5 separate regions of the Mus musculus genome follow, and all the other regions are linked to region 2. The links are chromatin loops, found by intact Hi-C in ENCODE. Cell type or tissue: heart. All regions are shown on one strand.

Region 1 (5,000 bases), 370 kb before region 2:
ACACATCTGGTTGCCCCTCCCAATCATATTTTTGTGGATCTATTTCTTTATCTCCAACTAGCCCTTCATTTTTTTAACCACACATATACATTCTTCCGATTCTATATTTCTTCTGTTGATTTTGTACCTTAAAAGTGTTGGTATAGGATTGTCCTCCATCCTCTAGTAGAAGGCAGCAGGATTTGAGGACTCTTCATTTCTGTCTTCAGCACATTAGGAAAATGGGGTCCTAGAGTCAGTGAGGAAGACTCAGGAAAGACAGGCATGCAGTACTGGCACCTTTCCACAAGGGGGCGCTCTCCCACGCTGTCCATAGTATCATATTTCCAAAACCCCTGTTCAGAATCTGCCCTGAGGGGAACTGACAAATAGAACAGAAAACCTGAGAAGGGTACAGCATCGTAGGAGGGAGAATGTGATTTATATGAGGCCAGGACCTATCTAGAAGCTTAGAGAAAGCCAGTTCTTCCACGCCTCTCACCATCTCCCCCAAGGCCGCGCCGCTCCAGGAGGGTACCCTGTACTTTTGGTCTCTGTGTCCTCAGAATCTTCGTGAGTGAATGATCAAACACGTGTGCAAACAAGCGGAACACATGAGGACAAAGACGTACGAAGGTTGGATCCACATGCATGTGTGTGGAACAGTGCATGCAGAACTATTCATTTGGAATATTGCTAATGATTTCTAAGATGGGAGGCAGATTCCATCATTAGAAGAGCGGGAAACAAGTTACATTAGCTCTGTCGGGGCACTAGCGGGCAGCCATAATGAAAGGACTACTGGTTCTACACGCACTGCTGTGGAACTACTCAGGAGTTGCTGTCTGGTTTAGGATATGGTGCGGGACAGGGCAGGTGCTCTATGGAGAGGAGACACGTACATCCTCACGTGGATAGAAAATCTGTAAAGAAATACCCAGAAATAACAGCACTGGTCCTCCAGAGAGCAGGGGATGCTGTGTAGGGCTTTTTTTTTTTTTTTTTTTTTTTTTTTTTTGATAAAGGTGAGGGGGCCTAACCTACCATTGGTGGTGCCACCCCTGGGCATTTTGTCCTGGATTGTTTGAAAAAACTAAGTTGAGTGATTGATGGGAGGCCAGTCGGTAAGCAGACTTCTTCCTCTGTGGTCTCTGCTTCTGCTCCTGTCTCCAAGTCCCTTCCCTGAGTCCCTTCCCTGAGTCCCTTCCCTGAGTCCCTTCCCTGAGTCCCTGGCCTGAGTCCTCCCCCTCCCCCCAGACAGCTGTGAGATGTATGGTGAAATTAACCCCTTTCCTTCCCAAGTTACTTCTGGTCATGCTGTTAATCACACAACAGAAAGCAAACTATGACAGGTGACAAAGGCATAGAAGGCTCACTCGATACTCTTTTATACAAGGTCTGAGTTGTGTGAGAATACAACGAGGCTTGGGGAGACAGAAGTTATTAAGACTCCTTGTGTCTCAATTCCTTCACCTGCAAAACCAGGCAGTTAAGAATCTTCCCAGTGCCTTGGAAGTGTAAAAAAGGGGTGGAAGGCCTGGGGTTTTTCTGGGGCCGCCATCATCACTATCCCTTGGTGCAGATGACTAATGAGAGAACTTCCGACAGGGAGAGGCCAGGGTTACTTATGAAAACCCTATGAAAGGCAAAGTCCTGAGAGATAGAGACCAGCTGTGTGTTCCCTGACCCTGCTAAGTTTAGCATCATGGTCAATGGCCTCATGGGGTTCCCCGCTGAGTCATGTTATCCGCTGCCAGTCTGTGGCCACACCCAGAACCAACACTCTGTGGTTATATAACTTCCTAATGAGGAATTGTTGGTGTGAAGGAATACTGCAGAGTCATGTGGTGCTTTCCGGAGGGAAGCCTCCGTCACTTCCGGGTTTGTGGTCTTCAGAGACGTTCTCCCTAGGACAGTGACAATGTGGCTGCCTGGTCATTGGAGCTCTGAGGTCACTAAGGCTTCGATGAGGGTGTGTCCGGAACCCACCCTCCTCATCTTGTATCCATTTAAGTTTTCTTTATCCTGCCCCTCTCTCTTCCAGGGATGTTTATAAAGAAAGCAAGGTGCCTGAGAAAGTTATGATCCGTTGGTACAGACGATCGCATGGGATGGCCAGAGTCAAGAGAAGCGGTGTTACTGCACAAACATGGCTTCTGCCAGGTCTTGAGATTAGGGGCACCTGAGGGTCGGAGGAGGATGAAAGCATTGGTGGGGCCTTGTCTTCATCAGGCGATGGCAGAACGGCTGGTGAGAACGGTCAGGTATGGTGGCATACACCTTTAACCCTAGCACTCGGAAGGCAGAGGCGAGCAGATCTCTGTGAGTTCGAGGCCAGCCTAGTCTACAAAAAAAACGAGTCCAGGAGAGAAACCCAGTCTCGAAAAAACAAAACAAACAAAAAGAGCTTCCTAAGATTATGAGGACGCTCATGCTCAAGGCTGCCATCACTTTAACGAGCCACAAGAGGGCGCCCGTGCCCTGTCATCGGCGATTCCTGGGCTCTTCCCCACAGCTGCCAAACGCTTCTCCACTAGGGACTGATTATTTACACTCAAGGAAATCAGAGGGTGATGTAGAATCCGGGCAATTCCTGCTAAATTCAGTGTGTGTGCCAGAACAGACCGTACCTAACAGCCTGGCTATGGTGTTCTCTCTTACAGTCCGGATTTTTTTTTCTCTAAACTTACCACCTCAGAACAGCTCCAATTCCCCCGCACCGCTTATCTCTTTTATCTCTTCACTGTCCTCCACCCCCACCCCTCCCCGCGCGCACACTGGACCAAACATCCACAAGGCCTGTCTCCTAGAAAAACATCCTCTGCCAAGAGGGCTTCGCATCCATGAAGCTGGTGCCCAGCCGCGCCCCCAGCCACTCCCACACAGAAGGAAGGAGGAGTCTCCCACAAAGGTTTTTCTTGGGTTAGAGATGTGTGATGTATGGTCTCTGTCCACGCGGCTTTGGAGAGGATCTTAGGCAGACACGGTTTAGAACGAAGCCTGCTGGGGCTGGAGAGATGGCTCAGCCGGTTAAGATCACCGACTGCTCTTCCAGAGGTCTCAGGTTTGATTCCCAGCTCCCACTTGGCAGTTCACAACTGTCTGTAAGTCCCAGATCTGACACTCTCACACAGACATGCATGCACCAATTGGTAAAACACCAATGCACATAAAATTAAAGTAGATAAATTATAGAATGAGGCCTGCTGACCGGCTTCGGTCACATGCCTCCATCCAGGAAACAAGTGCCAAGAACTAGATTGTTATAAATGTTTGGAAAGACCAGGTGTTCCAGGAGGACATATTCCCAGGCTTTCCATGATTTTCTTCCCTTTACCATCAAAGACTCGCCTTGGAAGGTTTATGGATGCAAGTTGAGACTCTGAGATAAGAAAGGCAGTGCTGGGGGCTGGAGAGATGGCTCAGCGGTTAAGTGTAACTGCTCTTACAAAGGTCCTGAGTTCAAATCCCAGCAACCATATGGTGGCTCACAACCATCCGTAATGAGATCTGTCGCCCTCTTCTGGTGTGTCTGAAGACAGCTACAATGTACTTAGATATAATAATAAGTAAATCTTTAGGCCGGAGCAAGCAGAGGTCCTGAATTTAAATTCCCAACAACCACATGGTGGCTCGGTGTACTCATATATACATAAAATAAATAAATAAATCATATATATATATATTGGACTTAGTCAATTTTTAACAAAGAAAAAGAAAGGCAGAGCTGAAGATAGGCAAACAGTTTGGGTGGGACTACCAGAACAGGAAGTCTGGTAGTCCTCTTCCTTCTTCTGATGCTAACGCTAAGGAGTCAGATACAGTGTGAGCCTTGTGGGAGAGCCTTTCCAGCGAGAGGAGCAGTAACCAGACCTCCCTTGTCACTTGCTCTGTCACTGTCTGCCCCTCAGGCACCTGTGCCTGCCTCAGCACCACAGAGGCAGCCTCCTGGGCCCCAGAGGGACCTGAGCCTCCATCCCTTGGGCACTGGTTCTGTCAATATCCATGACAGTAAAGAGATGAACTAACCTTGGGATGTGACAGACACTGTGCCAAAGGTGCTCCAGCTATCCAGAAAAGCAAGGGGGTGGGGGGAGGTAGATGAGAGTCTTGGTTCTGAAGCTAAGTTCCTGGAAAGCTGTCAGATAAGGGTGTGTGTGTGCGTGTGTGTGTGTCTGTGTGTAGTGTGTGTGTAGTGTGTGTGTGCAGTGTGTGTGTGCATGCCTGCGTGTGTGTGCATGTGTGCGTGTAGTGTGTGCACACACACGCGTGTGCGTGTGACAAAGTAGGCACAAATGCTCAACTCTCTGTGCCCATTTCATTACAGATGCACCCAAAGAAACCATATTTAAAATGAAAAACAAGCTGGGCCATGGTGGCACACACCTTTAAGCCCAGCACTTGGGAGGCAGGCAGATCTCTGCGTTCAAGGCCAGCCTGGTCTGGAGAGTGAGTTCCAGAACAGTTGGGAACCCCTGTTTCAAAACAATAAATAAATAAATAAATAAATAAATAAATAAATAAATAAATAAATAAATAAGATGAGAAGGCACGGGGTAATAAGGAAAAGACCATACAACGGACTTGTGCACTGCAGCTGTTAGCTATGAGATGAACATGTGGTCAAGAAACAATATTCTCTGCTTCCCAGGTCCCTGCCACACCCCTTCCCAGGATCAGCTAGTGACAGTGTTACCATGGTGATGCCTCCTTTGTAGCTCACTACCCTTGGCTGCAACCCTCCACAGTGCAGTCTGGTGTGCTCGCCGTTCTTGAAAGTTTCACACAAGGAATGAAACTACATACACTTTTTGTTTGGTCAGTTGTTTTCTTTTTCAAGACCCATCTGTGTAGCCCTAGCTGTCCTGAAGTTAGGCCAGCTAGCTTCCCTCTGTTACTTGCCATATGTTCACATGCAAATCCTTAATTCTGTTCCACTGGGCTTTTTACACGTCTCACTTCATGCCAACTCACGGTTATAACTTTGCATTACTGATAATGGCTGATATTGGGGCTCGGAG
Region 2 (5,000 bases):
CTCCATCACGAAACTCCTTATAACTTTTAAACAGGGTATCCTATGTTTTGATGGACCTTGAATATTAAGCAGCTAAACCTGGAGCTGGGACCCCTGAGGTTTTCAGGATGAGGTGGCACAGAGGTTTGGAGAGCAGTAAGTGGTGCCTGTGGCTTAGAAAAGGGAAAAGGCTGGAGGTGGAATAAGGGATGGGTGGACATTTAGGACCACTGCCTCCTGTGTCGATGCCTTTGCCACTCCCTTTACATAGCTGTCCTTCGGACTCCTCGGTGTGGCCCCTGCTCCTCCAGCACAGGGCATCCATCCATGTGCTCTTGGTCCACTGAATGAATCTGTAAATGCCTTGATAGATGTTCCCACAGGAGTCCACCTGTGACACAGAGACTGTCTGGCACCCTCAGGCACGAGGCCACTCCCACTGCCCTGCACGTCCAAGGCAGTTCTGTGGGTTTAACAGGTTTAATCTAGATGCAGAATGTTCTTGTCTCTGTGTCTTTGGGTATCTTCTTTGGAGTCAGAGCTGACAACAGTTAAGGGGGAGCCAGCAGGGGAAGGACCAGGACCCTGGGGTGGAGGAGTGGGGAGATTATGGTTTAAAGCATTGAGTCAGATGGCAGGCCTCAGAATCTCCCTCTGCTGCGTCCTCAGTGAGAGCCCTTCAAGGTGTCCCCACACAGGCAGGAGACAGAAAAGCCCACATTGGCACCTAGGCTCTGCCTTTGCCTGCTGTTTGAGAGGCAGGAACTCGAGGCAGGTCTGGATTGTTTACATCCACCCAGGGCTCTAAAATAAAGTGGGAGCTGGGCATCTCAAACAGGGTCGAAGAAGTTGGCAGATTTAAGAAAAGGAGGCACTGGTCCATTCCCCAGATAATGCAGACATGAGTTCAGATGCCCAGCCACCCCAGTTCTCATGCAAACAGGAAACCCCCACCCCCACCCCCACCCCCACTCCCACCCCGGGCAAAGTGTCTGGAAAACAGAAGCAAACACTGACATCCTGGGAGCTGGTGAGGAAAGGAGCGAGAGGACATAGAGAACTGGCCGAAGAAAAGAGACAGGGAGAAGTGGGGCCAGCTGACTACCGCACAGCCTTCCTCCCAAGGCTCCTTCTGGCGTGCCTGGAGCAATTTCAAATGCCTTTACTTTCTCAGAAACTGACTTCCTCCTAGGACCCACACAAGTGGCCCTCCCCTTGGGGTTTCTGCAGTGTGTTCAGGTCTCACCCCACCCCCATTTCAGCTGGCTTAACCACCAGACCTGTCAAGGTCTTGGCCTTGGGGAGCCTCCCACCCTTGCAAGGAGGCTTCAGTAATGACACCAAGTGGAGGATGGGAAGGGGGCAGAAGGGATGGGCCTCGGCTCTCTCTCACTTCACTTTTTCTGTAGCGTTATTGACCCGTCATTAGTTATCCGTCCAAGGTCGCCAGGTCTGGCCCAGCCATAAATCACCGCCGCTGGGGGGGGGGGGGGGGCGGGGGCGGGGGGGGGGGAGAAGTTGGGGGACTAGAGGAGCGAAGGAGTCAGTGCTGAACGCGGCCCGGAAGGGTAGCAGCAGACGTCCCTCAGGCTCATAGGGACCCGCCCCAGCCCTTGTGACCGTCCTTCTCGGCTCCCTCCCAACCCCGGGCTGCCCAGCGTGCCTGTCCCTCGGCCACTCTCTCCTGTCTCCGTCCATCTCTTTCACCGCTGAAGTGTGTTTAGATGGCTGCGCCAAGAAAAGGGTAACCAGATTGTCCTCGGTCATCTCCCTCATAGCTCTTCCAGGTTATAGCTTCCATCAACAAGAACAGAAATCCTGAAGGGGAAACTGAGGCACGGAGTCCTGACCCGAGATGAGTCTGAGAAGAAGTCTCACCCGATTCTCTCCTCGGTCACTTCAGTCCCTCCCTACTCCAGACGGATGCTGCAAGGGTCTCTCCGCCCTCAGAAGGGAGTGGATCTGCGTCTGCACCGGGCGGGACCTGCACTCGAGGAGCCGGACCCTTTCCCTAGCGCCCGGGTCCTAGAGGAGCGTGGCTTGGCCCTCCTCTCAAGAGCTCGCCCGGCTTAGCAGCGGACCTCTTCGCCGGTCCTCGCGCACCCTCTGCCGGCGCCTCTCAGGAAACGCGCTCGCTGTCCCCGCCCTGGATATTCCCGTCCCGTAGGACAGACGGAGGGCAGCCGGGAGCTCTGCATGCCCCTGCTTTTGGAACACTCCTTGCACCAAGATTCCAGAAAATTCCTTTGTCTATTCAAAACTGGAGGAGCGAGGACAAGAGAGCTGAACTTGAGGCAGGCCAGGCTCGGAGCATATGGGTCAGTCATCCATCACCTGCCACCTCCCTAGAGACCTTGGCAGGCCAGGTAGGTCTCTTCTGGTAAGGAGGGCCAGGGGGGTCCTGAGACACCAGAGCCTTGATTCTCTAAAGCAGTGGAGTAGGGCTTCAAGTCTTTAACCTATGGGGTGGGAAGCTGGGGTGTTCCCATAGGGAGGAGGGACAGTCCCAGGGTTCAAGGTTCTCTTTCTGGAACGGCCTTCTGAGAGTCCCCATTATACTGCTTGAGAGCACACAGCTCAGGGTTGATTCCTTCCCAACTTGGTGTTTGACTGGCCAGCAGGGAGGGTGGGCTGACCAAATTCAGATTCCCTGATCAAACTGAACTAAAAGTATTCCAAACAATGTCAAGAAGGTCAAAGGGATGAGACAGGATCCATCAGAGGCCCCGAGGAGCTGGGAGTTAGGAGAAGACGTGTCAGTGTCGCAGGGCAGGACTCCGAGGGCCCTGTCTAGGTGGAGCAGGCATATATTGGTTTGTCCGTGTGTGTGCTCCACTCTGGCAGGCCTCAGGAGGTGGCATTGCCTTTACTCCTTCTTTCATGATGGTGTACACAACTGGCCATTCTCTCTCAGAGCAGGAAACTCACGAATCAAAGCCCAGGTTTGAGCCAGACTGGTGGGGTAGCCTGTAAGACTCCACCTTCAGGAGGCTGTGTTGAATTCTCATTTCACAGGCAGCTGGGGCTACCATAGTGAAACCCAGTCTCAAAGCCAAACTGAACCCTGGTTTCAGGGCAGTCAGCGTCAACTCTCTCTGCAGATTTGAGGGACGAGAGGAAAGGAGGGGAGACAAAAGGCTCAGTGAGATCTGTGCGGAGCGGAACAAGGGAATCAGCTGGGCGGAATCACGGAGACCTGAGTGACATTCATCTCTGACACATGTTGCATGACTTGGGACAATAAAAAGAACCTCTCTGGGACATGTGTGTCTGTCTGTGTACAGGCATGTACGAGCACAGATGCCTGCAGTGGCAGCGGCTTTGGATCCCTGGGAACCAGGGTTTTAGGCAGTCGTGTGCTGCCTGGTGTGGGCACTGGGAATTGAACTCAGGGACCGGGACCTGATAGAGCAATACATGCTCTTGACCCCTGAACCATCTTTCTAGCCCAGGACTCAGGCTTTCCATCTGTAAAATGGAGCTGGGCGGTGGTGGTGCCCTTAATCCCAGCACTTGGGAGGCAGAGGCAGGCGGATTTCTGAGTTCAAGGCCAGCCTGGTCTACAAAGTGAGCAGAGGCTACACAGAGAAACCCTGTCTCAAAAAAACAAAAACAAAACAAAATCTAGCTGGAGACTGCATATCCACATGTAGGGCTGAGCTAAGTAGGGCTTGGTAAAACTGCTGAAATAAACCAGGTGTGTGGCACAGGTAGCTCAGGGCCCTTCCCCAAGTCTCCTTTTATAGCTTGCTCAGTATTAACTGGTCTTTCCAGCTTTCTAACAAGTCCCATGGGACCCCAAACTTCTTTTTTCTTGGTATCCATGTCCCATGAATAAATTTTTGAAATGCCATTTTGGGAAGGAGAGACACGCTTTTTTTGGGAAGGGTGCCACACAATCAGACCACTCTGCTTGCTCATGTCTGTGTGCTGGAAGTTTCTGCAGAAGCTGTCTGCACGGGTATAACTCTTGGTTAGTGCTCACAGCGACTCCATCCAGGTTCCAGGCTCCACAGATGCACACGCCACACACTGAAGTGCTTACAAGGATCTGATTCCATGATCAGCCGCAGAAGAGACGGAAGAGTCTGGAAACTGGGAGCAATTATTGCCCTGGGAAATCTGGAGGGCAGGGAGCTGTGTGAGTGGAGTCTCCACACCTCCCCCAGCTTCACCATTACAGGAGCTTCCTAAGGCTCCCCTAGGCTTTGTGCATCTCCTCTAACTGCTACACAGTACACGTTCACACTCTTGGCCCTTTCCAACAGCCGTGGTGCAGGGCAGAAACTCAGGTCAGGTTGCCTGAGCTCGCTACTTAGGGCCCCACAGGCTGGATTGAGAGTCCTGGTTATCCTGGGATCCCAGTAGGGCTCTAAAGAAAAAGTCCTCGCATGCCCACGTTTGTGGCTGGCAGCATCCGTTCCTGATGGCTGTGGGGACTGTTTCTTGCATCAGCACCACTGCTCCTTGAGGCCCCCAGAGTTCCTGCTCATGCTTCAGATCTCTCGTCCACCGCCCTTCCACCTGCCACCAACCAGAGGCAGCTCTCCTTTTAAGGGGCTTGTATGGTTAGATAATGTCCCCTTTGCTATGTAATACAATATAACCCCAGGGGCTAGAGAGACAGCTCAGCAGTTAAGAGCACTGGTTTCTCTTCCAGGGGATCCAGGTTCAGTTCCCAACACCCACATGGCAGCTCACAAATGTACATAAAAATAAAATCATTTAAACACACACACACAAGCCGGGCGTGGGGGCGCACGCCTTTAACCCCAGCACTTGGGAGACAGAGGCAGGTGGATTTCTGAGTTTGAGGCCAGTCTGGTCTACAAAGTGAGTTCCAGGACAGCCAGGGCTATACAGAGAAACCCTGTCTCGAAAAACCAAAAATCAAAACACACACACACACACACACACACACAGAGAGAGAGAGAGAGAGAGAGAGAGAGAGAGAGAGAGCTCACACCCTAGAGCAGAATGCTCTGCCCACTCTCTAAAGGCCAGGTCCCTAGGGACCATGC
Region 3 (5,000 bases), 110 kb before region 2:
CAAGTTCACCCACTGTGTGTGTGTTTGTTTATTGGTTAGATTTTTAAAATTTTGAATTCCATATGTGTAGGGCGTGTATGTGGAGGTGAGGACAGCTTGCCACAGGTTCCTCTCCTCTCTTTGTGGGGTTAAAGTCGGGCTTTTCCTGCTGAGCTGTCTCACCAGCCCCAAACCTACATTGCTTTTTTTTAAATGTATTTTTATTTTATGTGTATTGGTGTCTTGCCTGCATTTATGTTTGTATTAGAGTATGGGTTTACAGACAGTTGTGAGCTGCCATGTGGGTGTTGGGAATCGAATGCAGGTCCTCTGGAAAAGCAAATATACTCTTAATTGTTTGATCATCTCTCCAGCCCAACCTCCACTATTTTGATATTACTCAAATGGTGAATTTATCAAAGACTGAAATTTTAGTAAGAAAAATACTTTAATATGCAAAATTTGTATTTTATAGTAACACTTAAGAAGAACTGTTTTGTTTACTCCAGTGTTTTGTCTGTCTGCATTTGCACCATGTGTGCACAGTGCCCATGGAGGCCAAAAGATGGTGTTGGATCCCCTAGAACTGGAGTTACAGGAAGCCGTGAGTCACCCCGTGGGTGCTGGGAACTGAGTCTTGGTCCTGTACAAGAGCAGTCAGTGCTTTTTTGAAAAATTGAACCCAGGGCCTTGGCCATGCTCACGTGCTCTGCATTGAACTAAATCCTCCTAATAGCTCCTAACCCCTGTATCCAGAGTTGCATGCTACTTGTAGAAATCGAGTGCTTAGAGAGTAAGGCCCAAACCAAGGACAGTAAGAACGAGTCATTGCTCTGTAGTTTGAAAACACACATATTGACGTAACACTTGCTTATAAGCTATAAGATCCCACTGTCTAACTTAGTGGGGGATTAAAAAAAAAACACTCTTCTGGAAATTGATTTCTCATTCACTGATTTTCAGAAGATGAAAGGAAACAAATCTTTCTGTTAGTTAGTTTATCTATTTCATGTATGAGTATTCTGCTGCATGCCAGAAGAGGACAGCAAATCCCCCTATATATGGTTGTGAGCCTCCATGTGGTTGCTGGGAATTGAACTCAGGACCTCTGGAAGAGCAGCCAGTGCTGTCAGCTGCTGAGCCACCTCTCCAACCTGCAACCATTCTTTTAAATAAAGAAAATCTGGAATGTAAGAAATGATCCTAATACAGGGAGGCCACAACATTTCTTCCCATGCTGTATTTATTATAAATGCTTTAGTTAACAGCTCAGACGCTGAGGGCTTTCACAGCATCACACCTTATGAGAATTAGCTTTAGGGTTCAAAAGATCACCAGAGGACAGTATGTCACATGTCCTCTTTACGATTGGTTTTTGTCAGGGAGTCATCCAATCTGTGCTGATCTCGACCCATGTGCGAGAAGTGTCGACACGAGGTTTCTTTTCTTTCCTTTGTTTGCTGTATTAGATTTCTTTCAAGGAGTCAAACTTTAGTTCACTCATTGTTCCCGACAGTGTTTTGTAGTAATATGGAATAATTGTTCATAACCAGTTGTCTCCCATCCCCAATATCCTTGGTTTTACATGTGCAGAGTCAGCCAGTTTTGAAGCCGAAAATGAAGTTAGGCCAGTGATGTATACCGAGTAGACTTTTTTCTTGGTATTATCCCTTAAACAATACTGCACAGCAATTATATGAATAACAGTTGCAATTTAATAGGTGTTAAGTAATCTAGACATAATTATTTGGGAGGACGTGTCTACGCTGTATGCAAATATATACTGTTTTTGAGATTCCTATACTTTGCTAGGAGGATGAGGACTGGAGGGTCCTGAGACTGATCTTTCTGGATTCTGAATGACAAGTCTGTTTATGTGTTGAGAGCTGTAAGATTGCTTTATCCACGTTACCCACGTAGACTGTTTCCAATTCTGTTGTTTCTTTGGAAAATACCAGCCATGATTTCTGTCCTTTTCATAGCCATATTTTGGGATCAGCGTTCTGGTTGTCCTCCTGTGAATACACCCCCATCTTGACACCACCATCATTGCAGTATGGAATGCATGGCTACATACACTGTGGCAAGAACAGCAGACAGTAAGAGGCCTGGGGGTGTGGCTCAGTGATAGTGTGCATGCGAGGGATATTGAAAGCCTCAGGTCCAAGCTATAGCACTGCATAACAACAGGAAAATCCTCTACAATTATATTGTGTGAAGTATAGTGAGGTAGAGTTGGCCTTTGGTGAGAGGGGTTTCCTCTGGCTTTGTTGAATTGCTTGAGAGAGGGTCTTACATTGTAGCCCAGCCTGATCTCATACTTGAGATCTTGCCTTTTGAGTACTAGGATGCATTTTGTTATAAATATAATTTAGAAAATGTAACTGAATTACTGCAGCCTAAAATTCTATACTTGTTTACGTTGATAAGAACCTTTCTAAGAGGCTAGCCTAGGTTTGTTTTCTCGTCTTTTCCTTGAAGTCAGAGAATCATATGTAAGCACTTTGACAAATGATGTAATGTAGTGGTGTTATCTAAGTCGTACAGGTATTTGAAACCTAGCTCCAGTTCCCAAAGATGGGGAACATCTGCTTAGAGGTATTGTAGAGCTCCACAATGCACTAATTGAATTACTCTTTTCTGGAGTTGTTGACTGCACTAATTGAAGAGAGAGAGAGAGAGAGAGAGAGAGAGAGAGAGAGAGAGAGAGAGAGAGAGAGAGAGAGAGAGAGAGAGAGAGAGAGAGAGAGAGAGAGAGAGAGAGAGAGAGAGAGGAGAGAATGAGAATATATTCCAGCCTTAGTGGGAGAAATGTTAAGAGCTCTGACTGATGGTGTGTACTGTGCTGCTCTCTAATGGCAGTCCCTGGAACTACTCCATGGTCTCCAGGGAAGAGAAGGTAGTCATGTGATTTAGAGTGACCTTAGTCTAACCCCACCCTGCTTAGTTCAAAAGGTCCTCAAATATGTTTACAATTATGAATTGAGGTGGGGGGAGCATCTGATTAATTTCTTATGGCTAAGATGTATTTTATTAAAGAATTTTTATGAACAAAAGTAATTATTCAATTGAATTAAAGTTTTCTAACCTTTAATTTGTAAAAACTGATTCTGGCATTTTTTTTTTCTGTATAAATTGTCTTAGTGTACTAGGCAGGATGAGTAATACAAGGTTTATTAGTATTCCTGAATATAACTTCTTTCTGGTGGTAAGAACTACGTTCCAGCAATGAACAAATTTAAAGGTGATGTGAGCTGGGCGCAGCACAGAACTGTAATTCCAGTACTTGGATCCCGGTATTTGAGACCAGCCTGGGCTATGAGGCCTTGTCTCAGGACAAAGCAAAGCAACCAAAGAAGTTATGAGATCTTGCCAAGTATATGATTCTGCTTACATAAAGTGAAATTTTTCTATAGGAAAAATTAATTACTAGATGGCTTAAATATAATTTTAACATAATTTTGGGTGTGTTTGAAACCCTCCACAGTGAAGTAGGTAATCTTTTCTGTCTGTCTGCGTCCTTTCTTTCTTTCTTTCTTTCTTTCTTTCTTTCTTTCTTTCTTTCTTTCTTTCTTTCTTTCCTTCCTTCCTTCCTTCCTTCCTTCCTTCCTTCCTTTTTCTCTCTTCCTCTCTCTCTCCTCCCTCCCTCCCTCCCTTTCTTCCTCTCTCTCTCTCTCTCTCTTCCTCCTTCCCTTCCTTCCTTCCTTCCTTCCTTCCTTCCTTCCTTCCTCCCTTCTTTCCTTCCTTCCTTGGGGCAAGGTTAGGCATCTCAGCTGAGGCTGATTTGAACTGATTATTGTGGCTAAGGCTGTCCTTAAATGCTTGATTTTTTTTTTTTTCTTTTTTGCCTCTACCTCCTAAGTGCTAAAGTAATAGGCATTTGACACCACATTTAGCACAGTTTAATAATTTCTAAAGACATCATGCAATGTAATTCTGTGCAGCACAGAAGGCAACAGAAGACAGATCAAGCCTGGAGCGAGGAAGATACACACCTTCAGCCCCAGCACCGAAAAGTAAGCTCCAAAGGCATCTCTGTGAGTTCAAGGCCAACCTCCCAGCAAGTCCCAGACCAGCCAGGCTGCACAGAGAGATCCCGTCTCAAACAGCAACAAACAGAATAACAACAACAACAACAAATGGCCAGACAGTGATGGCGCACACCCAACACTCAAGGGAAGAGGGAGGCAGGTCTCTTAGTTAGAGGCCAGCCTGGTCACCCTGATCATAGCAAGTCCCAGGACAGCCAGGCTACACAGAGCAACCATGTCTCGAAAAACCAAACCAAACCAACAAAGCATTATGAACCATATTGTGGTTTAACTCTAGGCATTCTAACTTGTAAAATATCTCTTAACAGAATTATACATTAATATGCAGATATACTCATATAATACTCACTGGATATATGGAATGTGTGTGCACTGCCATTTCATTAATCAGAAAGTGCCATTGGGTGCCTTTCTGACCTTTTGAAACTTTTCTTTCAGTTGAGGCAAAAAGCACAGAAAAACTTGTAATTTTTTTCTTATGGTTTTCATTACTAAAATACGTTTGAATTTGCCAATATTGTATTGAATATGAATGTGTGTCTGTAGGGTGTGTATGTGTGAGTGTGCATGCACATGAGCCAGATTGACAGATGTCATCCTTCATTGTGATCCATTGTCATCATCTACTTTTTAAGATATATTTATTTTATGTGCCCTGGTGTTCTGTTCGCATGTTTGTGTTAGGGTTCCAGATCTCCTGCAAGTGGAGTTATAAAGTCCTGAGCTGCCATGTGGATGCTAGGAATTGAGCCAGCTCCTCTGTACAAGCAGCCAGTGAGCTTAACCACTGAGCTATCTCTCCAGCCCCCTATTTTCATCTTTTTGCTCAGGCTGGGTCTCCCCAGTCCTGCAAATGTAGCTGGCCAGAAGCTTGCCCTTGGATTCACTTACACCCTTTGCTAGAATTACAGGCTTAGCTCTGATTACCCATGCGCCAGCTCCTTAGCCCTGGGAATATGCCAATATTTT
Region 4 (5,000 bases), 58 kb before region 2:
ACAAAAGAGAGCGAAATGGCTAAACCAAGAGGCAGCATCCACTAGCTTTTCTGTCGTGTTCATTTAGAGCTGTCACTCTTGTTCTAGTTGATGATAGAGCTCCCAGCAGACACAGGTGAATTGAAAGGAAGCTGTAGTGACTCCTGTCTGAGGAAGGCGCCGTTGTGATTGAGGCTCTATCGGTTGATGAAGAACTGCTTCAGCTGATATTTCACTCCTGGTTTGATCTGCCTTTGGAATCACTGTGGCCATGTTAATGTGACCAAACTAAGGTGGCTTTATGGAATGTGAAGAAAAGACTGATGTCTACCATATACAGGCTTGGTGCCAGGACATGAGCGAGGAGTCACACAGGCTGCTATTCATCTTTTCAAATAATAAAAGTAAAATGGTAAAAATGTACTTTAGAAAATTGCTAAACTTCCTTCATCACAAATATACTACTCTGTCACACACACATACACATAATACTTCCTTCAGTTTCCTTCTCTGTCTCCGTCCCCAGCCCCCCCCCCTTTTTTTGCAAGGTTCTCAGTGTGTAGCCCTGACTAGTCTGTAAATTATGCAGTTTCCTGCCTCAGCCTCCTGAGTGCAGAGATCACACTACTGCATTAGCTTCATTTACTTTTGAAAGGAATTTTTATACTTAAAAAAAAAAAAAGAAAATGCTAATGAGGGCTAAGGGCCGACTCATCTTGGTAAAGAACTCAAGCATGAGACCTGAAGTTTAGATCCTCAAGACCCACATCAATTCCGGTGGTGTCGGGGACCCCTGTGATATGCTAGCAAACAAAGATGGGTTCTTTGGAGCTAGCTCACTTTACTAGACAAATAGGTGAGCTGTGGATTCAAACTGAGAAAGCTCAGTAAGAAAGGTGTAGAGAGATGGAGAAAGACACCAAGGGCCCCCTCTGGCCTCCACTCACATGTGCTCACTCACTGCTCGCACTGCTCATGCAGGGAGGGAAAGGGGGAGGGGGGCTGGTGAGATGGCTCAGTAGGTAAAGGTACTTGTTATAGTACTGAATGACCTAAGTCCCCAGGTTCCACACTGTAGGAGAGAGCTGCCTTCCACAGGTGGTCCTCTGACCTCCACACGTGCCCCCAACACACACAAAACAAATCAACAAATAGACAAATAAATAAATAAAGAGGGTCATTTTTAAAACAGCTAAAGCTTGTTTCATATCATTATTCAAAAAATTCTTAATTTTCTGAATGCAAGCTATAGGATAGTCCCCATTAGTCTTCCTTAATGAATTTACCTTTAAGAAAACTGTATTTTTTTTCATTCCTCATGGTTCAAGGAACTTATTATCTGATGTTATATGTGTATTGATTTTTGACAAGAATTTTAGTAAGCAGTGTTTCTTGCAGTGTGTGGGGTTGAAATTCAGCAGTGAAAAATGACCCCTTTGCTTCTGGCTGCTTTCCCAGAAGGACTATATAGATACATGCTACAGTTGTTGAACTTTCAGCATTGGCCCAAGTTCTATGTAGATTGTGTAGGATTACAATATTGTGTCTAAACTATACTTTGTGATGACACTCAAGCATGAAGTAGACTTTGTTGGGTAGAGTCATTGATACAGTCATAATTCTCACTGGCTGAGGTCCCAGTGACGAAAGGAGTTTTCAAAGACATGGGAAAGAACCTAGACGCAGTAGGCTGGTAGTTCAGTAGCCTCTGTTGTCCAGGGGTTCAGTAAATGCTAGTGAAGGCTTGTCTTAGAGTGGGTGGAATTGGGTTAAATGTTTGCAGCCACATCTTGCGGTTGTCCTCCACCAAAGAGCAAGGTCCTCCCAGCCCTGACCTACTTTACTCCTGCAACCCTGTGGGCTCAGTGGCTATGCAGCCAGCAGCGCAGATGAGACGGGGAGATGGGGAGATGTTTCTAGTAGGAAGTGCTTTTAGTAGCATGTTTCTTTGTTGGTAGAATATAATGTTGCCACAAATCATGAATAAATATTCCAAATTCTCTCATATTATAGCAGTTATAACCATTTTTAAGCCTCCTTTGTAAGTAGATATTTCTCTCCTGGCTTTCTGTACTGTGAACTTTACAAAACTGGTATAAGCAGCCTATTAATTATTCATATGATAGCAACAATTAAAGCAAATTAAAAATAAAAATCACCATATTGCATTTAACTGTGGGCAGCACCAAATTGTGTCAGCTCTGTAAGGGCCTGCGGTGTTGCCTTAGTTAAGAGTGCTAGAGGGAGCTCTAACCTTGCTCAGAGCATGTGGGAACCATTGTCTGTGAGTGGCCACAGGGTCACAATAGGAGATAGAATCTCAGGCTCTTTTGTAGTAAAATTAAAAAAAAAAATTTTTTTATTTTTATTTTTTAGTTTAATGACTCCTTTCTTTATATCAGAAAATAATGGTTAGGACAGTCTATCAAGAACCAGACGATTGTGTGAATATAATCTAGTGATGCTAGGAGTTTCTGGAGTTGATGAGTTTCTTCAAAGTGAACAGGCCTGGGTGACAGCAGTCTAGCTGTTTGAGAGGGAACCTAACAGCCCACCCCTGCCCCAAGTCAGCTACTGCCCTCCTGGGGATAACATAACCCTCACCTCCGGCTCCTTATCTTAGCTCTGCCTGGCTCTGAAACACAGAGCATGCAGCCCTTACAGTATGTGGTCAGTTGGGCAAAAAATATTTAAGAATCATCCACGTTGTTGCAGGTAATTGCAGTCTGTATATACCCATTGGTAATATTTCACAGTAGATGTTTCTTACCATTTATATATTTCACTGTAGGCAATCATTTGGGTTTCTTTCAGCTTTTGATAATTAAAAAAAAACACTCACAGGTATGATTTCATGAATATGTAGATGAAATACATTCACATGTATATGAAACTAGGAAAGAAACTAGAAACTGCTGGCCTCAGAGGATGAGAGAGCCTTTGTCCTCTACCCTGCCAGCCAGTGCTTAGCGTTGCCTGGCCTTTTTTTTTTTTTTTTTTTTTTTTTTACTGTAGCATTCTGTTTTTTGAGACAGAGTTTCTCTGTGTAGCCCTGGCTGTCCTGGAACTCACTGTAGACCAGGCTGGTCTCAAACTCAGAAATCCACCTGCCTCTGCCTCCCAGATGCGGGGATTAAAGGCATGCGTCACCATGCCCGGCTTTACTGTAGCATTCTGGAAGAGGATAGAAATATCGCCTATCGTGGGTGTGGGTAAGAGAGGGGGGTAGTTTTATGGTAGTTCTTCCATCTCACACACACCCCTGCACCCCCAGCCCAGTGATTGAGATTAAAGCCAGGAGAACAGGCAGTAAGCATCCACACTGAGCCCTGTGTCTCTACTCAGGCTTTGTTTTTATAGTGTGTCTCCCTCAACTTTCTCCCCAGAAAGAAACTTAGAAACTATGTAGCCGTTTCTAAGTATGTAGTTCAGTAGCAGTAAGGACATTAATATCATCAGTACATTTTGTTTTTAATTCTTTTCTTTGTTAAGAACATATATGCTGTTATCTATGTGTGTGCACATAACCTGTTATTATATCAACCCTCAGGAACAAGTGGTGTTAAGTCTTTGGGGTTAAAGAAGAAGAAAAGGGGGAGATTGAGTGAAGGGCTTGCTAAGGTCACCCAGTTCATAGTTGACACTGGACCTGATCTTGAGCCACTCTGAGACTCTTCAATCCTAACTGTAAAACAGTCCAGTCTTTTGCTTCCTCCATAGTGTGCCCTGGTTCCATGATGTTAGTCTAAAAATCCTCTCCAAAATGTCTTAATCTTTTTTTACCTGCTTGGGTTTTTTTCTTTGGTTCTTTGAGCCAGTACCTCACTGCATAGCTAAGGGTGGCCTGTAACTTGAAACAATCCTCCTGCCTCAGTCTTCCAAGTGCTGAGATTACAGGCATGAACATACATGTCTTGATCACTAGCCTGTCTTCTTACTGCTGCTGTCCTGGTCAGCCCACTGTCCAGCCTTTCTTACTTAAAACACAGGCCCACTGGATTGTTCATTACCAAAAACACTGCTGTCAGCCAGCATAGTGCTTACCTCTAATGCTAGCACTCAGGAGGCAAAGGCAGGATCTCTTCTGAGTTGGAGGCCAGCCTGGTCTACATAGTGAGTTCCAGGACAGCCAGGGCTAGAGAGAGACCCTGTCTCGAGATGATAATGGTGATGATGAGGTTTTAAGTGCTTCTCTCATAGAAGCAGGTGCCTGTTTCTAATGTCCAGTGAAACTTAATTTCTCCAAATGGAAACCCAGGCCCAGTGTGTGTCCTCTTTGTTTGTTAGAGTGGCAGTGTGTCACCCCAACTGTGGGCGTGTTGATAACCTTCAGAGTCCAAAAGAAAATCATCTAGTACAACAAGCTATTAAAAGGACAGAGAGCAATCACTGTCTGACATGAATGATATTGAACTCTTGATAATAAAGCCGTAGGGGGTTCATACCTGTTGGTAGACTTTGTGCAGTCCTACTACTTGGATTTTGCCAGTAAATAAAACCAGTTGGTGTATAGCATTTCTTTTGCCTCTATGTGTCAAGTAAAGGAACTTTTAGTAGAGATAAGCATTCATTTACTGATGGTTTTCTAGAAAACCTTTTATTAAATCCTGGCAAGGAGGAGGGTGGTACACAAGCAGCAAGAATGCAGATGCAGAGGGGGGTGGGGGGGTGGAGTGAGGAGGCGGGGCAGAGTGAGGCGGGGCAGCGTGAGGAGGCAGGTTTCTCCCAGCCCCATCCTAGGGTCTCCCATAGTGCCAGGGTGTTTGGAAATGTTGAGCTGACATAGGTCTTCCTTCTTTTTGGAGGTTTAGTTTTGACTCTTAACTGAAGACTTAATATTTTTAAGCTTAAAAAATTATTTTTTTCTTTGTACAGGTGAGTTTCACTCTGCAGCCCAGGTAGATCTCAAAAAGATTATACAGGTTGGGCTTGAATTCAAACCTTCCTGCCTCCCCTTCCCAAGTGTTGGAGTTATAGGCCTCAAGCCATCATGCCCAGCTTGTGGTCATTCTTTAAATTTG
Region 5 (5,000 bases), 320 kb before region 2:
AAGGAACAGGGTGAGCTTTTGTAGATACCTCGAAGGAACTCACAAACTTTTCAAAAACTCCCTCTTAAACCTGAGAAGAAAGCGCAGTCTCTTGGCAGCACCGTGAAAGCCAGCTAAGTCTCCAGCCCCGTTTTGCCTCGTTTTAAACCTGGAAGTTGACCAAGCTTCTAGAGCAATGGCTCAGTTGTAACATATCAATGTATCACATTCCTCCCAAAGATCAACAAGTTGAATGTTTCATAAAAGTAACTTTAAAGAATTGGAAAGTGTCTATGTGTCATGACCCAAGTGATTAATCTTGGAATTAGGGAGGCAGAGAGGCAGGTGGATCTCTGAGAGTTCAAGGCCAGCCAGGGATACATAGAGAGCCTCTGTCTAAAAGAAAACCCAAACAAAATAGGATTGGGAAATGGGTAAAGAAGGAAACAGTCTCCACACTAGGGACATTTCTCAGGTGTTCCCAGTGATCTCTTTCCATGGCTCTGCAGTGGGGTCCTGGAATCCAAATTTTCTGCAGTTCAGATTAGCATGTGGCTGGCCCTGGCAGCTGACTGTCTGCAGCTCCTCCATGGGGGTAGTGCAGGGACGTGGTGTGTCCTGGTTCCAGGCACTGACTCCAAAGGCACCAGGATGTCTGTACCATGGAAATGCACCAAGGGCCCCAAGAAGGGGGCAATGTGGGGCGCACAGGGGTCCCCTCATTGTTCTTGCTGCTTAAGGCCTGGGGCTCAGGATTTTTTTTTTTAAAGATTTATTTATTTATTATATGTAAGTACACTGTAGCTGTCTTCAGACACTCCAGAAGAGGGCATCAGATCTCATTACGGGTGGTTGTGAGCCACCATGTGGTTGCTGGGATTTGAACTTCGGACCTTCGGAAGAGCAGTCGGGTGCTCTTACCCACTGAGCCATCTCACCAGCCCAGGGGCTCAGGATTCTTATTTCTACTGCCTAAGAGGACCTCAAGAGCCCAATAGACTGGCTTATTCTGAGCTTCACCCATGGGACCCGGCTCTGAACAAAGTGAACGGGACTGAAGTGACCTGGACCAGAGCTCTGGGATCTACATGGAGCAACAGCCTCTGTGGAAGGTTGTCAGATCATTTTAGGTCACAGAGGGACTTGGAAGCTCAGTGCTGCTTCTGTCACAGGCATGCCACTGCTGTCTTCCGTCTCCAGTAAGGACAGGCCCTAAGAAAAGGACATAGACCCACAGTGGCCTTAGTGCTACTTCATCCTTTATGTGCCCTGGGCATCCTGCCCTCCACGGAGCCCTTGCACCTCCTAATGCCCAGACCTGGAGAATATCCTGAAGTATAGTGAAGCTGATGGGACCTTGAAGAGGGTAGCTGTGCCTGGACATGGAGGGAGTATCAGTAGACGGTGGCAGTCTGGACTAGGGTAGGAGAGTATGTGGCCTAAGGGTTACTGAATACATACATACATACACTTATACATACATACATACATACATACACATATGCATGCATACATAATACACATGTGGATGCATACATACATGCATCTATACATGCATAATTGACCAAAAAAACTTGTGCATATTCACAGTGTTAGTTAGCTATGATATGTGGGAAGAAATTCCTAATCTTTCCCACCTTGCTGGCACACTGTCAGTTGGGGGGTAGTTGGGCCAGCCACAGGAAGAAAAAGAGATACGATTGATGCAAAATTGGTGTGGAGCTCTGAGCCATTGCTTCCCTGTGAAGACTCATAAAGCCTGCGAAAACTTCTCTTTCTGTTTGGAAAAAAGTCCTCCTTCCTGAAGCAGATCTGAAAATTCACTGCCTTGCAGCGCACTGGCCCGAGCAGTGTCACATCACGACCAGCAGAGGGAGCTCTTGTCTAACCTTTCCCAGGCAAAGGCGGGACCCAGTATGCGGATTTGAGGAGTCAGAGGGGTCTTTGTTACCAGTGAGGGGATGAGGACAGAAAGAGCGAATCTAGGGTAAGAGTAAGGATGATTAACGACTACGAACTTTCCCTTTGGGTGTACAACCTCAGGAAGAAGTTGCCTTTTCCCTCAGCCCAAGAAAGACCTAGCCTTTGTTGTTCTCATTTTTGTGGGGTGGTTGTTGTTGTTGTTGTTGTTGTTTGTTGATTTACTATCCAAAAGCCGAGACATCGGGTAGACCCCCAGCTCTATCCAATACCCAGTCCTGAAAGTGCGTTTCCCACATCTGCAGGTTCCAAAGGAAGGCCCGCAGCAGTATTTTGTTATTCCTAGCTGCGTCGCCTCCTAAGCCTCCTAACGTGCTGGGAAGGGACAGTAACACTTTTTGAAGCGAAGGCTTTTTGATTTGAGCTTAAAGCGGCTACTGCATGGGGTTTGGGGTTTCAGATCCGGCATCAGAAAGAAGTGGGTGAAGGGTGCTTGCTGCTGAGTGTCGCCACAAGTGCCGCTAGGTGGCACTCAAAGCCCGCGACATGGAGAAGCGCGGGCTTTTAAAGGGGCGGGGCTGGAATGACTTTGAAACCCCAAAGAAACAGAAGTCAGGGTCCGAGGACGCTGCTCACAGAAACATAAGGACAGCCTGCGTACATCAAGGACTGGGAAGCAGCCTTCGTTCACCAAGGGCTTTCACTGGAGAGATGAACGGGGGCGAGAGGTATGCGAGTGCTCAAAGACTAGAGACGAGAGCCCCAGCATTCCCTTAGGGCTGGGATGGACTTTGGTCTCAGTCTGTCATCAGACCACCAGCCGGCCCCTGGCAAAAGAATTCTTCGGAATCTAGACTTTGGAAAGGGAGGAAATGCTCACACCACCTGCTTTCTGCAGACTCTGGGTCTGTGGCAGCAGCTTTTCTGAGCTCGCCTGCCCCTTGCTACTAGAGGTAGGGAGGTGAGAACCCGGGACTCTCCCAATCCCTGGGTTTCCTTCTTTGCACTTCCTTTGCATATCCTCAGCCTTTCCCACCCCAAGCTAGAATCTGTTCCAAACTTAGAAAAAAAAAAATGACAATATCCCTCATGCCCTTCAGGATGAGAAAACAGACTCTAAATGTCTAGTCCCTCCCAGAGCATCTGAGGGAGCCGGCCATTCTCTTCCTTTCCAGAGTCAATCTCTCATCCCCTCCCACCCCCACCCCATCCCAGGCAGCCTGTAATTGGAAAAACTTTGTCTTGTAACTTGTGTGACCCCTCTCCAGTCTTTTCCATCTTCTGAGGTTTGACCCAAAGCGTCCCCCATCCCTTCCCATTCCTTATTTTGTGATTTCAGTCGGACTTGGGGAAGGAAGACCATCAAAGGTCCCAAAGTAGCCTCGTGGCTAGTTGGGCAAGCATTAATCACATTCATCCATCTAGGAAATTCAAGTCTAAAAGCTGCTGGCGCACAGGTTTAATACAGGGACTCCTTAGGGAGACTGGGATTCACCGGCTTCTCCTCAACTAACAGAGTGAACATGAAAAGAGAAACAAGATTAAAGCAAAGATGCCCAGGATCCCGGCAAGGGGCTTCCCTGGTGGTCCAAGCCCTGCTCTAGGGACCTTAGCAGAAACCCCAGATCCCCAGATCTGAGTTGTTGGGCTTAGGGGAATAATATATCGAGCCTGGAAAGTCTGTTGTCTCTTGGGACTGAAGGTCCTTCCAGCCTCGAACCTGCTTCCCGTAGATTGCCAGCTGCAGGCGCGCAGGGCCTAGCCTCTGCCCAGCAGGTGGCCCAGGAAGCAAGTGAGCGGTTGGGTATCTGTCTCTCCAAGACGTCCCGTCCCACCGCCCTGCAGCTTGGCGCTACTGCCTCCCGGGCCTGGGGGGCGGGGGGGGGGAGGGAGCTGGCCCTGGAAAGGCCCCACCCCCTCCCTGGAGGCCAGAGGTATTAGTGCTGCTTGATCAGACCTCATTTCCTGCGAAAATGGAAACATATCCAGGGTCCTTAATAAAGTGAATGACGAGGCTTCGGGTGTAATTGGGCTTCTGTTTGGTGGCTATTTCCTTAAACTGACAGTGGAAAAAATAAAAGCCCACAGCACCCAGATGTAATTATGCGACTATCAAAAGAACAGGGTATGCCCCCGGGGAGGTGGCACAGATTCTAGCCTTGATGTAGCAGAGGCAGGCATATCTCCGTGAGTTCGAGGACAGCCAGGGCTACTCTGTCGTTTAAAAAGAAGTATATGGTAGATTAGCCTGCTCTTGGTTTATCCGCCTTCTAGGAAACTGGCACAAAAGCTTACCCAGACCAAGGGACTCAGGAGGCCAGAACCTCCACTCCACCTCTGCAACCAAGAGCGCATCTCTCCGACCTTCAGCCTCTGGACCTAGCCTGAGATTCTCCCTGCCGCTGCCATAGGCTCTCCTGGGATCGTTATTTATACGCGGGGGCGGGGGTGGGGGCGAGTGGGTGGGTGGGGGTGGATCTATTCCTTTCCCTCAGAGGAGGAGCACCCTCGAGGGCAAGGGTAGGTAGGGGCTGCCTGGTTGTGATTCCCCAAGACTGCTCCCTAGAGCCTGCGCGCTGGCTGCATATTTCTATGTATAATCCAATTTTTTCCGTGACTATCTAGTTAAACTCTTTAACAACAGCTACATAATTAGAATTTGGATTCCCATTAATTTTCCCTGGGCCTCGAACCATTTGCAGCTCACACTGGTAATTAATGCGATACATCACTAACTTTACCCAGCGCCGGCCAGCCCAACTCTGGTCACTCGGCCCGCACCCGACGCCCCCGCGAGGAGCCCTGACTCCAGACTCGGCTTCCAGAGTGGGGGGCTGAGGGCCTCCCTCCAAAGCCGAATGCCTCGGCCCGCGCACCCAAAGCCTTCTTTCCAGGAAATTTCACAATTAAAAATATTTATCGGGAGCAGATTTACGTTTCTGGGTTTCCAGTCTCGGGGCGTCTGGGTAGGCTATTAAGAGTAATTAGCATCTTTTGCGCATGCAGATTTACTTCGCTCATTGCCACATAACTCATCCCTAAAAGCCGGCGCAGGCGAACACAGGCTCTGCCGCCAGAGCTACAGCCGCCGCCCGGGTTGA

The links. Hi-C counts contacts between places; a loop is a spot of excess contacts. Peaks named below come from ENCODE experiments on the same cell type or tissue, not always from the same donor. Only the 100,000 strongest peaks of a DNase experiment are listed, where the experiment ranks them.
Region 1: a loop joins it to region 2, with 5 times the contacts of the local background. A loop is called at or near these places in 8 of 42 quality-filtered maps.
Region 3: it touches region 2 in a loop (5-fold over the local background); 14 of 42 quality-filtered maps call a loop at or near these places.
Region 4: it touches region 2 in a loop (8-fold over the local background); 15 of 42 quality-filtered maps call a loop at or near these places.
Region 5: a loop joins it to region 2, with 7 times the contacts of the local background. A loop is called at or near these places in 38 of 42 quality-filtered maps.

What each region holds. Positions count from the first base shown.
Region 1 is chr19:45,174,680-45,179,679 of GRCm38, forward strand. No RefSeq gene overlaps it. Among named protein-coding and RNA genes, the nearest start is that of Tlx1, 26 kb to the left of the region's middle. In heart, CTCF peaks have their summits at 288 (motif pointing right) and 2,442 (motif pointing right); DNase peaks (open chromatin) are centred at 1,732 and 2,512; H3K4me3 peaks cover 362 bases.
Region 2 is chr19:45,543,107-45,548,106 of GRCm38, forward strand. It overlaps Gm41856 (a long non-coding RNA gene), which reads right to left and starts at 1,927. Exons shown (of 2, transcript XR_001782646.2): 1 at 1,858-1,927; 2 at 1-564. Gm19639 (a long non-coding RNA gene) reads left to right here and starts at 555. Exons shown (of 2, transcript XR_386758.2): 1 at 555-2,345; 2 at 2,995-3,240. In heart, no CTCF peak of the experiment used is centred here; DNase peaks (open chromatin) are centred at 1,615, 2,075 and 2,334; H3K4me3 peaks cover 1,488 bases; H3K27ac peaks cover 823 bases; H3K27me3 peaks cover 3,703 bases.
Region 3 is chr19:45,433,409-45,438,408 of GRCm38, forward strand. All of the region lies in intron 2 of Btrc (beta-transducin repeat containing protein), which reads left to right. Among named protein-coding and RNA genes, the nearest start is that of Btrc, 72 kb to the left of the region's middle. In heart, a CTCF peak has its summit at 2,863; a DNase peak (open chromatin) is centred at 2,843.
Region 4 is chr19:45,484,610-45,489,609 of GRCm38, forward strand. The region is part of intron 4 of Btrc (beta-transducin repeat containing protein); the gene reads left to right. Among named protein-coding and RNA genes, the nearest start is that of Gm19639, 57 kb to the right of the region's middle. In heart, a CTCF peak has its summit at 2,210; no DNase peak of the experiment used is centred here.
Region 5 is chr19:45,218,893-45,223,892 of GRCm38, forward strand. No RefSeq gene overlaps it. Among named protein-coding and RNA genes, the nearest start is that of Lbx1, 15 kb to the right of the region's middle. In heart, CTCF peaks have their summits at 1,813 (motif pointing right), 2,433 (motif pointing right) and 3,664 (motif pointing right); DNase peaks (open chromatin) are centred at 1,839 and 2,439; H3K4me3 peaks cover 1,489 bases; H3K27me3 peaks cover 3,791 bases.